2 separate regions of the Homo sapiens genome follow, and region 1 is linked to region 2. A link is a contact called in ENCODE Hi-C data. All regions are on one chromosome and are shown on one strand. Each heading gives the region's core, a stretch centred on a gene start or an enhancer-like site at or near the end of the contact. The rest is flanking DNA. Distances are from core to core; before and after follow the strand shown.

Evidence for each region. A loop is a pair of places that touch in the nucleus more often than their neighbours do. Pooled maps may share reads with other maps.
Region 1: a map of CD8-positive, alpha-beta T cell shows a loop between it and region 2 (19-fold over the local background). The contact joins the promoter of SELENOI here to the promoter of SF3B6 in region 2. A Hi-C loop is called at or near these places in 2 of 168 maps with a recorded cell type or tissue (CD8-positive, alpha-beta T cell and naive thymus-derived CD4-positive, alpha-beta T cell), 1 of 37 single-sample maps with no recorded cell type and 9 of 50 pooled maps.

The regions. Positions count from the first base shown.
Region 1 is chr2:26,344,333-26,350,498 of GRCh38, forward strand. It overlaps SELENOI (selenoprotein I), which reads left to right and starts at 1,811. Exons shown (of 10, transcript NM_033505.4): 1 at 1,811-1,957. The coding sequence starts at 1,901. It overlaps ADGRF3 (adhesion G protein-coupled receptor F3), which reads right to left and starts at 2,457. Exons shown (of 14, transcript NM_001321971.2): 1 at 1,789-2,457. The coding sequence starts at 1,902. RefSeq lists enhancers at 1,276-1,415, 1,736-2,503, 2,616-2,715 and silencers at 1,626-1,855, 1,906-1,965, 2,026-2,075.
Region 2 is chr2:24,074,844-24,081,818 of GRCh38, forward strand. It overlaps SF3B6 (splicing factor 3b subunit 6), which reads right to left and starts at 1,483. Exons shown (of 4, transcript NM_016047.4): 1 at 1,357-1,483. The coding sequence starts at 1,386. It overlaps TP53I3 (tumor protein p53 inducible protein 3), which reads right to left. Exons shown (of 5, transcript NM_004881.5): 3 at 5,976-6,188; 4 at 4,601-4,797; 5 at 2,590-2,918. The coding sequence ends at 2,736. It also overlaps a transcript of FAM228B not described here. RefSeq lists enhancers at 769-1,301, 1,302-1,833, 1,368-1,597 and a silencer at 1,708-2,357.

The sequences.
Region 1 (6,166 bases), core at 561-3,060, 2.3 Mb after region 2:
GAGGTTTCACCATATTGTCCAGGCTGGTCTCAAACTCCTGATCGCAAGTAATCCCTCCACCTCAGGCTCCCAAAGTGTAGGGATTACAAGCGTGAGCCACCGCGCCTGGCCGAGACTCTCATTTCTAATGTTCTTCTCAAAACTGGTACTTCACAGCATATCAAAGAGATCTTTGCTCATTCATTCAATAAAATACGTTGATCATGTATTATTTGCAAGCCCCCTGGGTTATGGAACATGGGGAAAATTAAGATGTATAAGATGCAAATACTGCCCTCGAGGGCAAGTGTGATAAAGGACACTGAAGTTTATTGGTTGGCGGGCGCCCATTCTTCAAAAAATGCAAAAAATTTAGCCGGGTGTGGTGGTGTGCGCCTGTAGTTCTAGCTACTTGGGAGACGGAAGCAAGATCACCTGAGCCAGGGGAGGTCGAGGCTGCAGTGAGCCGTGATCACGTCACTGCATTCCAGCCTGGGTGAGTCAGTCCCTGTCTCAGGGGGCGGGGAGAAGCTTATTATCTACCATATACCAGGTATAAGATTATCTATTACTTTCTAAGAATCATGCTTTAGGAGGGGAGATTAGACATGTAGTAATAATACTGTGTTTGGCATATCTCGGGTCCCCAATAAATAGTTGTTAAACGAATGAACATAAAAGTATCTCAAAATAATCGCCCTTATTTCAGAGACCCAGAGAGACTGAAAGGCTCCCTGAAGTAGTGGTTTCCCATAACACAGAACTCATTTCATGTTGGGTCGATCATTTCCGAGCTTCGTAACTAAGTGACTCTGGGCAGGCTGCCTAATCTGAAAAAGGGGATAATGCCTTTCACTTCAGTGTTGTTATGGGGTTGATAATGTATGTGAAGTTCTCCCCACAGAAGGCGCTCAATAAAAAGCAGCAACTATTATAAAATTTTATTAGTAGATACTCACTAGCCATTGATCTAGTGTTTTTTGTTTGTTTGTTTGTTTTACAATTAACTGGGCTCCAGTTATGTAAAACACCTCTTGCAAACGCATTTAAGGACTCGTCGAGACTGAGAGATCACTGCTTTTATCTGGTCGGGAGACACCAGCAATCTTAATTTGGAACGGTTTGATAGAGCGGAGTGCGATGAGGCGGTCCAAGGTTCCTAAGCAACATAGACCTGAGGGGCTTGTCTCCAATGTCCTTTCACCTGTCTTTCAAGTCCCTCTGCTGACCGCACAAAGACTCCCGTGGCCCCGGCAGCAGCTCGGCCTTCTCTACATCTAACCACGTTTACTAAATTTCTACGGCACGCAGCGCACCGCACCAGGAGCTGGGAGCGGCTCGCGGTACAGACCTCCTTCCTCTTTTACTTCGCTGCAGCGGGAGAACTAAGTCCTCTTACCTGAGGCACTGCTGAACTGGTTCGCAAGCAGTCACTCTACCCCCAAGACTAAAACGGTATACCCCAGATCACCACGCAAGTGCGGATACCACAGAAATCCCACCTTCCCCCGGGACCGGGAGCAAAGCCCGCTGGGAAATTGACCTTTCACCCCCTCTCTTGCCTTACCTCAGCTCACCAATTTTGACGCTAGCAAATGAAGCGACGAAGAGAGCTGGAAGGCGGGACTTAGTGTTGCCTGATCCACGCCGATTGGACAACAGCAGTGTCGGGGGACGGGCCGCTCGAGCGGGCTAGCAACCCCCCCTCGATGGGCGGGGAGAAGCGTGGGCTGCGCTTGCGCACTGAGAGGCGGCCGAAGGGGCCGAGGCGGCTACGCGTGCGCGGTGGGCGGAGCGCGGCTCTCCTACCTTCTCGGGCAGCCCAGTCTTTGCCATCCTTGCCCAGCCGGTGTGGTGCTTGTGTGTCACAGCCTTGTAGCCGGGAGTCGCTGCCGAGTGGGCGCTCAGTTTTCGGGTCGTCATGGCTGGCTACGAATACGTGAGCCCGGAGCAGCTGGCTGGCTTTGATAAGTACAAGGTACCGCGGGCCGGCGGATGCCCCTCTCCCTGCTCCCGGCCTCGCCCAGGCGGCTGAGGGGCCCGCGCGGCGCGGTCCGTGTCACCTTGTGCCGCGTGGCTCCGGGCGGGCTGGCGGGCGTTCCTCCGGAGGTCCTGCGGGTCCTGGGGATTGGGGGTCGGGGAGCGTGGGAGCATCCTAAGCCCGCCGCCCGTAGTCGGCACCCCCCGGGAGATTTCCTTTTCCTTAGGAGAGCGCTCAGTGATCATGGAGCGAGGGAATTCCCTTCCTATTTTTTTTAAACTTATTATTTTCGTAAGCCCCCGAAAGGATGGAGTTCCTTCTGTTGTGTCAATCGCCTTCATTTTAGTGAAGTTTCCACTCGCCTGTCATGCATACAACTTCGGAGGAGGAGATGATCGTTTGGCAGATGAGGCCCGGGAGGGGAGCGACTTGCCGATGCCATCCTGCTGATGTCTCCACTTCTGCTCCCGGCAGGGACTTCCTAAGCGGCAGCTTGTGGCGCTAGGGCCACCAGATGAAAGGGAGGTGCACAGGAAGGAGCTGTGGAGTGGAAAGAGCGCGGGCTTTCGAGCACATACAAACCTGATTACAAAAGTCAGATTTCTTTATTTCGTCTTGGGCACGTCATTTTAACCCCGCTCAGCCTCTCTTTTGTGTATGAAACTGAAAGTAATAGCTTCTGCTGTGCAAAATGATTAGAGGAATTTGTGAAGCGCTTGGCAACATACTAGGACCCCAGTAAATAAATGCGGGTGGTTAACTTTCCTCCAAATCTGGTTCCCATCCGCAGTTCCTTTACCAATGAATGACTCTAACCATCCAGTCGACCAAGCCTGAAATATGGGCTTTAACCCTTCATCCTTGTTGTTACCCGTTCATCTTCACATCTTAGCTTAAATATTGCTTCCTCAAAGAAGCCCTCCCTACGTGCCCCTTTCCCCCTTAAATGTGCGCTCTGTTCGTTTATGGAATTGCTGCTTTAGCGTGTCTCGCCATTAGAATATAATGCCCAACTCATTAGAGTTTTCTTGTGGACCATCATGGCTTAAGCACAGTGCTATGTGCATACTAGGCACCCAGTAAGCATTTGTGGAATGAATGAATAACTGAAAAAGTCATAATGGATTTTGTTTAACTCGAGTTAAAAAAAAAAAAAGCAAGGGTCCTTAGAAGGTCACATAGCATGTTTCTCTGCTTTCAAGCCGTATTGTGCCATACCATTCTGAACCGAGGTGATGACTTGTCTTAACATTTTAAGTGGAAAGAGGGTCCAGAGCCTTCTTGGTAACTCGGGCCAGTGCTTTTCAACTTTCATTTTAGAAGGCTGTTAACCCAGATACCTCCTGTTTTGCCTTAAGCTCTACTCCCCTTTTGTTGTCTGTTCTGCAGGGTAAATATTGACATATAAAACATTTTCTTCCTTACTAGGGTCTGACTTTCTAAGTGCCAATAAAATAGCTATTTCAATGGGAGCAGTGTTTATAATAGGAAATCTCCTTTTTCTTATAAAGAATCTTCCCTAGATTTATATTTTCAACTAAATAAGTGTCTTAATTTACTAGAAGTTTCGTGTAATTTTCTGTTCTGATCTTTCCCCCTTTTTTATTATATAAGTTCCTGTATCTGACAGCAGATGACTTCCTATCATCCTGGAAAACAAAGGTCGATTTAGCAAGCGTCCAATGTTCACTAAAATAGTTTGTTGATATCATTTTAGTTATAATGAGGCTTCCTTGGGGAAAAAAAAGCACACATTTATAACCTAAATATTCTTCTATTGCAATTACTCAATACTGCATTTATATTAAAATTATGAATCCAGTGGTATCCAAAGGAAAAATCCATGGGATCAGTTTTGCTTGAACACAAATCTCACAGATCTTTTTTTCTTATCGTTGCGTTCCCCTTATGTTGTCTTCAGATAGTAAGCGCTTTATAAATGCTTATTTTAAAAAGTCTTTTTTCCCCATAAATGGGTAAAGATTGAAAACACTCAAAAGATATTTTGTATTCCCTCATGTGATGCTTTATAAGAGGGATGTAAAGAAGAACTGACACTACAAAAGCAGTTGGTGGAAAAATTACTTTTGAAGTAGTTTAATTTATCTTCCCTAGAGGTATATCTGAGAGCTACAGTTGGAAACCTGACAGATATACAGAATAACTGCTGAAAGGGGTGCACACGGGGAGTGGAAATTAGGTTTCTGAAGCAGGAAACTATAAGACAATTGATTTTTGGTATGGAAGAGCGTGGGATGGATTCTGTGTTATGTATTGACACTTGCATTCGCTATTGTGTTACTTAACGCAATTGTATTAAACAGTTAGTTGACTATTAGTTGAATGTCTACTTTCTCTTTTAGGACGTGAGCTTTAAGAGGGCAGGCCCTATGGCTGACTTTTTTTTTTTTTTCTTTAATAACATGACTGAGGTCTAGCACAGTACCATGAACAGAGTAAGTGCTAAACAAATATTGAAGGAATGAGAATGTAAAAGAATCAACCATTTTGGAAGTATGGTTAAAAAAAAAAAAGGAGCTCTATGTCTGGATATTGAAAGGGTGCTTTTGTATTTTAAATGTGAAGATATCAGGTTTAACTGCCATTGTTCTCTGTTGCTTATTAACTAAGGTAACTTCAGAGAATTATACTGAAGGATTTCAGCCTTATTTTTGCCTCTACCCATCCTTTGTTTTGGACAGGCTTTTTTTTTTTTTTTTTTTTTTTTTTTTTTTTTTTGGAGATGGAGGTTTGCTCTTGTTGCCCAGGCTGGAGTGCAATGGCGCGATCTCAGCTCACTGAAACCTCCGCCTCCTGCGTTCAAGCGATTCTCCTGTCTCAGCCTCCCGAGTAGCTGGGATTACAGGCATGCACCACCTCACCTGGCTAACTTTGTATTTTTAGTAGCGGTGCATTTCTCCATGTTGGTCAGGCTGGTCTCGAACTCCCAACCTCAGGTGATCCGCCCTGGCCTCCCAGAGTGCTGAGATTACAGGCATGAGCCACCACACTTGTCTTTTTTTTTTTTTTTGAGATGGAGTTTTGCTTTTGTCGCCCAGGCTGGAGTGCAGTGGCGCGATCTCAGCTCACTGCAGCCTCCGCCTCCCGGGTTCAAGCAGTTCTCCTGCCTCAGCCTCCTGAGTAGCTGGGATTACAGGCGCCTGCCACCATGCCCGGCTAATTTTTGTATTTTTCTTTGAGACAGGGTTTCACATGTTGGCCAGGCTGGTCTCGAACTCCTGACCTCAGGTGATCCACCCACCTCGGCCTCCCAAAGTGTTGGGATTAAAGGCGTGAGCCACCGTGCCCAGCCCTTGGACAGGTCTTTATAGTTGAGGGATTTTTCCCCACTTATCTAAGGGTGAAACTGCAAGTTGGTTTTTTTTTTTTTTTTTTTGTCCTGGTTTGCTCATCATTTGGGAAGGCAAAGTTTTAATTGATAGTGTAGCAGCTACTTTGAAATTGTATCATTTTGCCTAAGGGAGGAAATATTCTGTGAAATATCTTGTTTGGTTGGTTCGAGAAAGTTATTTGTCTGGGCACAGTGGCTCATGCCTGTAATCCCAACACTTCCGGAGGCTGAGGTGGGAGGATGGCTTGAGGATAGAAGTTGGGCAACATAGTGAGACCTCATCTCCACAAAAAAAAAAAAAAAAAAAAAAAAAAATTAGCCAGGCATGGTAGCACGTGCCTATGGTCCTAGCTACTTGGGAGGCTGAAGTGGGAGGATCAGTTGAGTCTGGAAGTTGAGCTGCAGTGAGCTATGATTGTGCCACTGTTTTGCAGCCTGAGCAACAGAGAAAGACCCTGACTCAAAAAAAAAAAGTGTGTGTGTATAAATATATATATAGTTTCATGATGAACTGGTTTTTGATATTATGGTAATTAATTAACTTGGCTCTCAACAACAGCCTGATTATAGGAATCATGATAATTGTGAATTTATTAGTATTACAATTAGAGGTGGTAAAGAGAGATTGTGTTTGCATCTTAATGGTAATACTAAAGAACCAGAATCTGGCCTTTAACCTTACTAGTTCCTGAAAATTTCATAAAAAATTATTTTCATTCTTATCTTTTTTTAGAGACAGGGTCTTGCTTTGTCGCCCAGGCTGGAGTGCAGTGGTGCGATCATAGCTTACTGCAGCCTTGAATTCCTCAGGTGATCTTCCTCCCTTGGCCTCACAAAGTGCTGGGATTATAGGC
Region 2 (6,975 bases), core at 233-2,732:
TCTGGCCGGGTGCGGTGGCTCATGCCTGTAATCCCAGCGTTTTGGGAGGCCAAGGCAGGTGGATCACTTGAGGTCAGGAGTTTGAGACCAGCCTGGCCAACACGGAGAAACCCTGTCTCTACTAAAAATACAAAAATTAGCCGGGCATGGTGGTGGGCACCTGTAATCCCAGCTACTCAAGAGGCTGAGGCAGGAGAATTGCTTGAACTCAGGAGACAGAGGTTGCAGTGAGCCAAGACTGTGCCACTGCACTCCAGCCTGGGTGACAGAGTGAGAGTCCATCTCAAAAAAAAAAGTCAACTATCATCCAATTTCCCTACTTCCTATTTAAATGAGAACTCATGGACAGAGTGTCTTTGCTGTTTCCATTTTCTCAACTTCCACCATCTTTTCACCCCACTGCAATCAAGTTTTCATCCACTGAAATGATTCCTATCATCAAGGTCACCAAAAGTCTCCATTTACATATACAATGGTCAATTGCTTGTCTTTTCTTTCTTTCTTTCTTTCTTTCTGTTTTTTTTTTTTTTTTTGAGTCAGGGTCTTGCTCTGTCTCCTGGGCTGAAGTGCTGCGCAGTGGCACAATCATGGCTCAAGGCAGCCTTGAATTCCTGGGCTCAAGCAATCCTCCCACCTCAGCCTCCAAAAGTGCGGGGATTACAGGCATGAGCCACCTCACTCGGCCTAACTTCATCTTACACCTCTAAGCGTTTTACTGTTGACTAATCTCTTTTTTGAGTTTTTTTTTTTTAAAAGTTTCCGTAACACTGTACTCTCAAACACTAGAATGTAAGCAGAAGGACTTGTTTTATTCACTGCTGTATTCCCAATACGTAAGACTAGTGTCTGGCACATAGTAGCTATTCAATAAATATAATTGATGAATTATGTCCCACATGGCAAGCAGAATACATAGTAGGTGCTCAAAAAATATTGTTTTAATTAATGTGTTAATGAAGGATCCGAAAAGCACCATGATCTGAGGGGAATCCCAGGTCCTAGTTGTTGGTGAACCATTAAGTTAGTTGAGGACTCTTCTGAGATATCGACTTTAAGTCAAGGAGATAATCCTAACGCCAGGTCCTTAGGTGCGGGTCAAGCAAAGAGGCTATAGGGGTAACACTATCACTGACACTAGGGTAGAGACTGAGGAACTCTCAAAAGGGGTGGGGACAGAAATGTGGCTCAAGGAGCATATCTCTGAGGATGGGGCCGGATAGTGTCTTCGCTGACAGGATAGGAATTCTGGAGTTCTCCGCTCTGGGGACGGAGGAGGAGCAAGAATGCTCCGATCCACGCCGCTAAGAAAGTCAAACCCGAAGTTCTCCCACCCTCCGCAGAACACCCGATACTCACGTTCGCCCTCTTGGCCGCTTGCATCGCCATCTTGGCGGGCTGATGAAGTTACCGTAGCAGATACTGAAATTCCTCCGGAGCTCGCTCGGCTTCGGGGGTTACACCGCGTTAGATGCAGGACATCAACATCCAGGACCCGCCGGAAGCTGTTACAGCGGAATAGCGCCGTCTTACGCTGAGACGCGCTGACGTAGCAGCCCCCTTCGAATAGACTCCGGGGTAAAACCGAGCCTGAGCGAGACTCGAGGCCGGAAGATGGAAAGGCGAGAGTCCAAGACACTTCCGGGCTCTGTACCGTAAAGGGCGGGGCGTAGCCTCCAAAAGGCGAGATGTTCCGGTCGGGGAGGCCCTGAGCAGAGGAACCCGGGTGGAGAGGGCGGGGCCTGAGGAGGGCGGAGAGCTGGGGCGGGTCTCAGGTGAGTAACTGGGGAGCGGAGGAGGCGGGGCTTGAGCAGGGTTATGACAGGTAGGGCGGGACCCAGGTGAGTAGCGGGAGGGGGCGGGGCCTGAGGAGGGTGCGGAGAGCTGGGGTGGGGCCCAAGTGAGTATCCGGGAGGGAGCCGGGCCTGAGCAAGGCGGTGAGCTGGGGCGGGACCCAAGTGAGTAATGGAAGGGGCGGGGCCTGAGGAGGGTGGTGGCGGTGGGGCGGGGCCCAGATGTGTAGCGGGAGGTGGTGGGGCCTGAGGAGGGTGGCGAGAGGTGGGGTGGGGCCCAGGTGAGTAGCGGGCGAAGGCGGGGCCTGAGGAGGACTGAGCTGGGGCGGGACCCAGGTGAGTAGCGGAAGGGATCGGGGCCTGAGGAGGGTGGTGGAGGTGCGGCGGGGCCCAGAAGTGTAGCAGGAGGTGGTTGGGGCTGAGGAAAGTGGTGGAGGTGGGGCGGGGCTCAGATGTGTAGCGGGAGGTGGTGGGGCCTGAGGAGGGCGGCGAGAGGTGGGGTGGGGCCCAGGTGAGTAGCGGGCAGGGCTGGGGCCTGCTGTGGTGCCCACTGGTTGCGGGGCGCGCGGGCAGGTGCCGGAGGTGGTGGGCCTGGGCCTCTAGCTGTGCGCAAGGCGGAATATGTGGGGTTCTGGCGGCTTGTGTCACGGCTGACGCTGTAACTATACCCAGAATCTCCGTCCCTGGAGGGGCCCTCAGGTTGAGCGTCAGCTGATCGGGCCTCAGTAATCCCCGCTGCGACGCCCGTCCGGACTCCCACCTCAACCCCGCCGCGGCGGCCCCAGTCCGCGTGCCACCCTTCCAGTTCACTCTTTATTTCCTCATATCAGCTTTAAACGGCTCTGGAGGAAGCACCGGGTTTCTTGGCCTGTCTATTGTGAATCTTCTCCAGGTTTGCTCTGGAAAGGCCTGGGGTGGCCGCGTCCTGTCCTGCCCCATCCTCCTTCACTGGGGCAGTTCCAGGACGATCTTGCCTATGTTCTTGTTGGCCTCCATGTACTTATGGGCCTCCTGGATTTCGGTCACTGGGTAGATTCTGTCCAGAACCGGCAGCAGACGTTGGGGGCCCTCCGTGGAGAAGTGAGGCAGAATTTGCTCCGTGAAAGCATTCACCAGCATTTGCTTGTACTAAGACAAGGGAAAGGAGATCATCAGCCTGGGGAGAGAGCCTCACCCTGCCCTCCTCATCCTCCTCAGCCTTCTTGCTCTCTCTGAAGCCACGTATCTGAAAAAGCACACAGGGACACTTAACCCCTCACTTCCTAGCATGTGTGTGAAATACCCTTGAAGGAGTCATGTGCCATCTCAGAATATGTCCGATAGGTATATTGTTAATTTTGAGGTGAAAGCATTGGAGAAATTGTAGTTTCAGAAAAGGCTAGCTGACCTGTCTCTTCTTGCATGTAGCAAGTCATAAAGATTCCTCTGAGAGGGGTACCCTCCCCATACTAGGGCAAAAAGCCCTTATCACCAGAGACTGGAAACGGGGCTGCAATGGAACTGAATAAATACACTTAAGGAAGTAACCCTTATCTTCCACTAGTTTTACACCCCCCACCCCCATATATCTCCTAGTGACTTCCCTAGAAATTTACTATCCCTAGCCAGATTTTGTCTTATTTCTTCTCAAATTTATTGTTCTTTGTCTAAAAATTACAAAAGCATCTTACTTTGGCCGAATCACTTGAGCCTGGGAGTTTGAGATCAGCCTGGGCAACATGGTGAAAACCTGTCTCTATAAAAAATACAAGCCAGGCATGGTGGTATGCCTTCAGTCTTAGCTACCCAGGAGGCTGATTGTGCCATTGCACTCCAGCCTGGGTGACAGAGTAAGACCCTGTCTCCATAAAAAAAAAAAAAAAAAAAAAAAGTACATGCTTTTCTCCTGTCAATCTGCTGGTATCAATTTGGTTTCTAGAGCCAGCTGAAGAGACCACATAGGAGCTAAAGGGGGGTTACAGGTGATCTCTGGCTCCCTTGTACCTCCAAATGTGTAACTTCTGTTCTGTACCAGATAAAGACTGAAGCCTGGAGTAAAATGTTAGTGTCACTGACAGCCTAAGAATTGTTTTTAAATAAAGTGTCTTTACCCAGGAGGCAGCCACAGATAGGACTCATATAGGCTTAGTGAAAAAAGGATGCTTAAGCTCTCCTGTCCCTCAGCTGGTGCAAAACCCTATGGTGGAAACATTCCCAAAGGTGGTACCTGCTAGACTGCCAGATGGAATATTTCAGGAGCATATAATCTTTTTTTTTTTGAGATGAGGTTTTGCTATGTTGCTCAGGCTGGGGTACAGTGGCTATGCACAGGTGCAATCATAGCTCACTGCAGCCTTGAAACTCCTGGACTCAAGCAATCCTCTGCCTCAGCCTTCCAAGTAGCTGGGACTACAAGCAAGTGCCACTGTGCCCGGCATGGAACCTATAATCTGTTGAAGGCCAAGGCTTACTTATTTTTTTACTCACCTAAGAGACTTTCTAGCACACTGAGATGAATTCTGCCTTTGAAAACAAAGTCTTGGAACTACTCGAAATACTTCCTAATATAGTCAGTGCTTTCTTCATTCTGTTAGAATGTTCAGATAACCTGTGAAGTATCAGCTACACTTCTTTTCATGATACTGAAGCTTCTATCAACCAATCTGAATCAGTTCTCTGAAATCGGGTTCCCTCTTTATCTTCAGAGGGGGAGGTTTCTTCATAGAAACTAACCTCCGTAATCTAAGGTAGAGCTTCCTTTCTCGGGGTAATGTAAATGAACCACACTTTTCTGGGTTAAATCACATGTTTTCTTTTCATTCATCACTCACCTTATTGTCCCTAGACCTCAGCAAACTGGTGATCAGACTTCCTCGCTTAAAAAGTAGCTTTGAAAACAGGGGCCCATTGATGTCACCTCCTCCCATCAGACCATAGAGAACCCATCGACCATCAAGAGCCAGGCAGTTGACGTTCTTCTCCCAGTAGGATCCGCCTATGCAGTCTAGAATAAGATTAACTCCAGCACCTTCCATAGGAAACAGATTTGTGATGCTAGTCAGCTTGGTGCTAAATAAGATACCATGGTATATTTGGGGATTATGGATATAAATACAGATGCAAGTGGTAAATCTATAGGTTGGAATTAGAAACACTGCTTGAAGAACTGTTGTAAATGGAGTTTAGATAGCAGAACTCTATGATAGCATGTATGAAGTTCACCATTTATGAGGCCTAGCTACAGCAAGAGGGAAATGGGGCACCATGACCTAGCGTCTCCTGTCATGCCAAAATAAGTACAGTCCCACTGACACCCAGGCACGATTGAGAACAGAATACAGGAGGCCCAACCTAGGCTAGTTGTTCACATAGAAGTTAGGAAGTGTCCGCACTAGGTTATTGGAATCATAGGCTTTCTAGCTTTGGTTTCATCTCTCCTTTTCTACTCACATAAAAAATGGAGGCCAGGCATGGTGGCTCATGCCTGTAATCCCAGTACTTTGGGAGGCTGAGGCAGGTGGATCACCTGAGGTCAGGAGTTCGAGACCAGCCTGGCCAACATAGTGAAAGCCCGTCTCTACTAAAAATACAAAAATTAGCTGGGCGTGGTGGTGCGCCTGTGATCTCAGCTACTCAGGAGGCTAAGGCTGGAGAATCACTTGAACCTGGGAGGCGGAGGTTGCAGCGAGCCGAGATCAAGCCACTGCACGCCATCCTCAGTGACAGAGTGAGACTCCATCTCAAAAAAAAAAAAGAAAGAGAAACGGAAAGGGATGAGCCAAAAATAGACACGTCTGGCTTTGGAATACAGAGGTGTGCACATCTACTTACTCATTTAGGGTGCTACCACCCAACCCTACCATGGCTGGCTCCAAACTGGTCTCTGCCTCCAAGCCTCCTGTTAACTAAGTGTGGAATGGCTGGTTGGGAAGAAAAGGTGCTGGATAATTCCAGACCAAGTCTGCATGGTCTAAAGTGTGGATGAATCTTATCTCTTGCAAGAATGCACATGGAAACCATCTTAGATTTAAATATGACTGCCTGTCTCCAGTGGTCAAATACCATAGTACTAGAATTTGGCCAGGGCAGCTGTTGTGCACTTAGCAGAGGTAAGACTGATACACAGCACTGGCAACTTTGAGACTGGTGGGGCTTTTATTTAATCATCTCTTAAATTCCTGCTGAACTGTAGAAGCAGTTGTTTACCTTTGGTGAATTTCAGCGTTGCTTCAGAGAAATCCTCTTTTTTGTAATTGAATCCAGCAGCTGCTCCAAGCTTTTCTGCCATTTGAAGCTTCTTCTGGGAGCCAGCTGTGACCAGAGGAATAGCTCCAGCCATCCGGGTGAGTTGGATAGCAGCTGTGCCCACACCACTCAGTCCTGCATGGATTAGCACATAGTCTCCAGCCTGAACATTTCCTGTGACAGAAAGTACAGGGTTCTCTTTACTTTGCAACTGCTACACATTCCCCACACAGGCATATTCTATCAAGATCACCTGGCCGTTGCACCAAATGCCAAATCAATCTTTTGCTTTTCCTTTTTTATTTGGTGGGGTGGGGGTGGGCTGGTGGGGGTGGGACGCTGTGACTCAAATACAAACCATCTTGTTCTTTGGAGAAAGAAAAAGAGCATATTGACGACCTTTTCTGTCTTATTGCCTCTGGCTAAAGTGGAAAACAGCCTTTTGAAACAGGGCTATAAGCAGCCACATCCATAATCTCTATTTTACCTATAACACCAAAATGCACATCTCTGACCTACACCTGAATAAGTAAGAACAACTACCATTCCCATGGTCACCACCGAAAGCCAGTCCTTCTAGAGTCTGAAACTGGCCTCCAGCTGGTCTTCCTGATCCAGGCAACACACAGCCACCAGGCTCCTCTTCCTAAGATGGCACTTGCATTATGTTACTTCCTCCTCAAAATGTAAAGTGCTTCTCCATTGGCTTTTGCATTGAGTCCAGACAGCTTGATATTCAAGGACACCATGATCTGGCTCCAGCCTCATTTTTCACAAATCACAATAGTCATCCTTCACTACTGAGTGCAGTGGCTGGTCTCACCTTGATACTGTTTTTTTTTTTTTTTTGAGACGGAGTCTCACTCTGTCACCCAGGCTGGAGTGCAGTGGCGCAATCTTGGCTCACTGCAAGCTCTGCCCCACCCCCCCTGCGTTCATGCCATTCTCTTGCCTCAGCTTC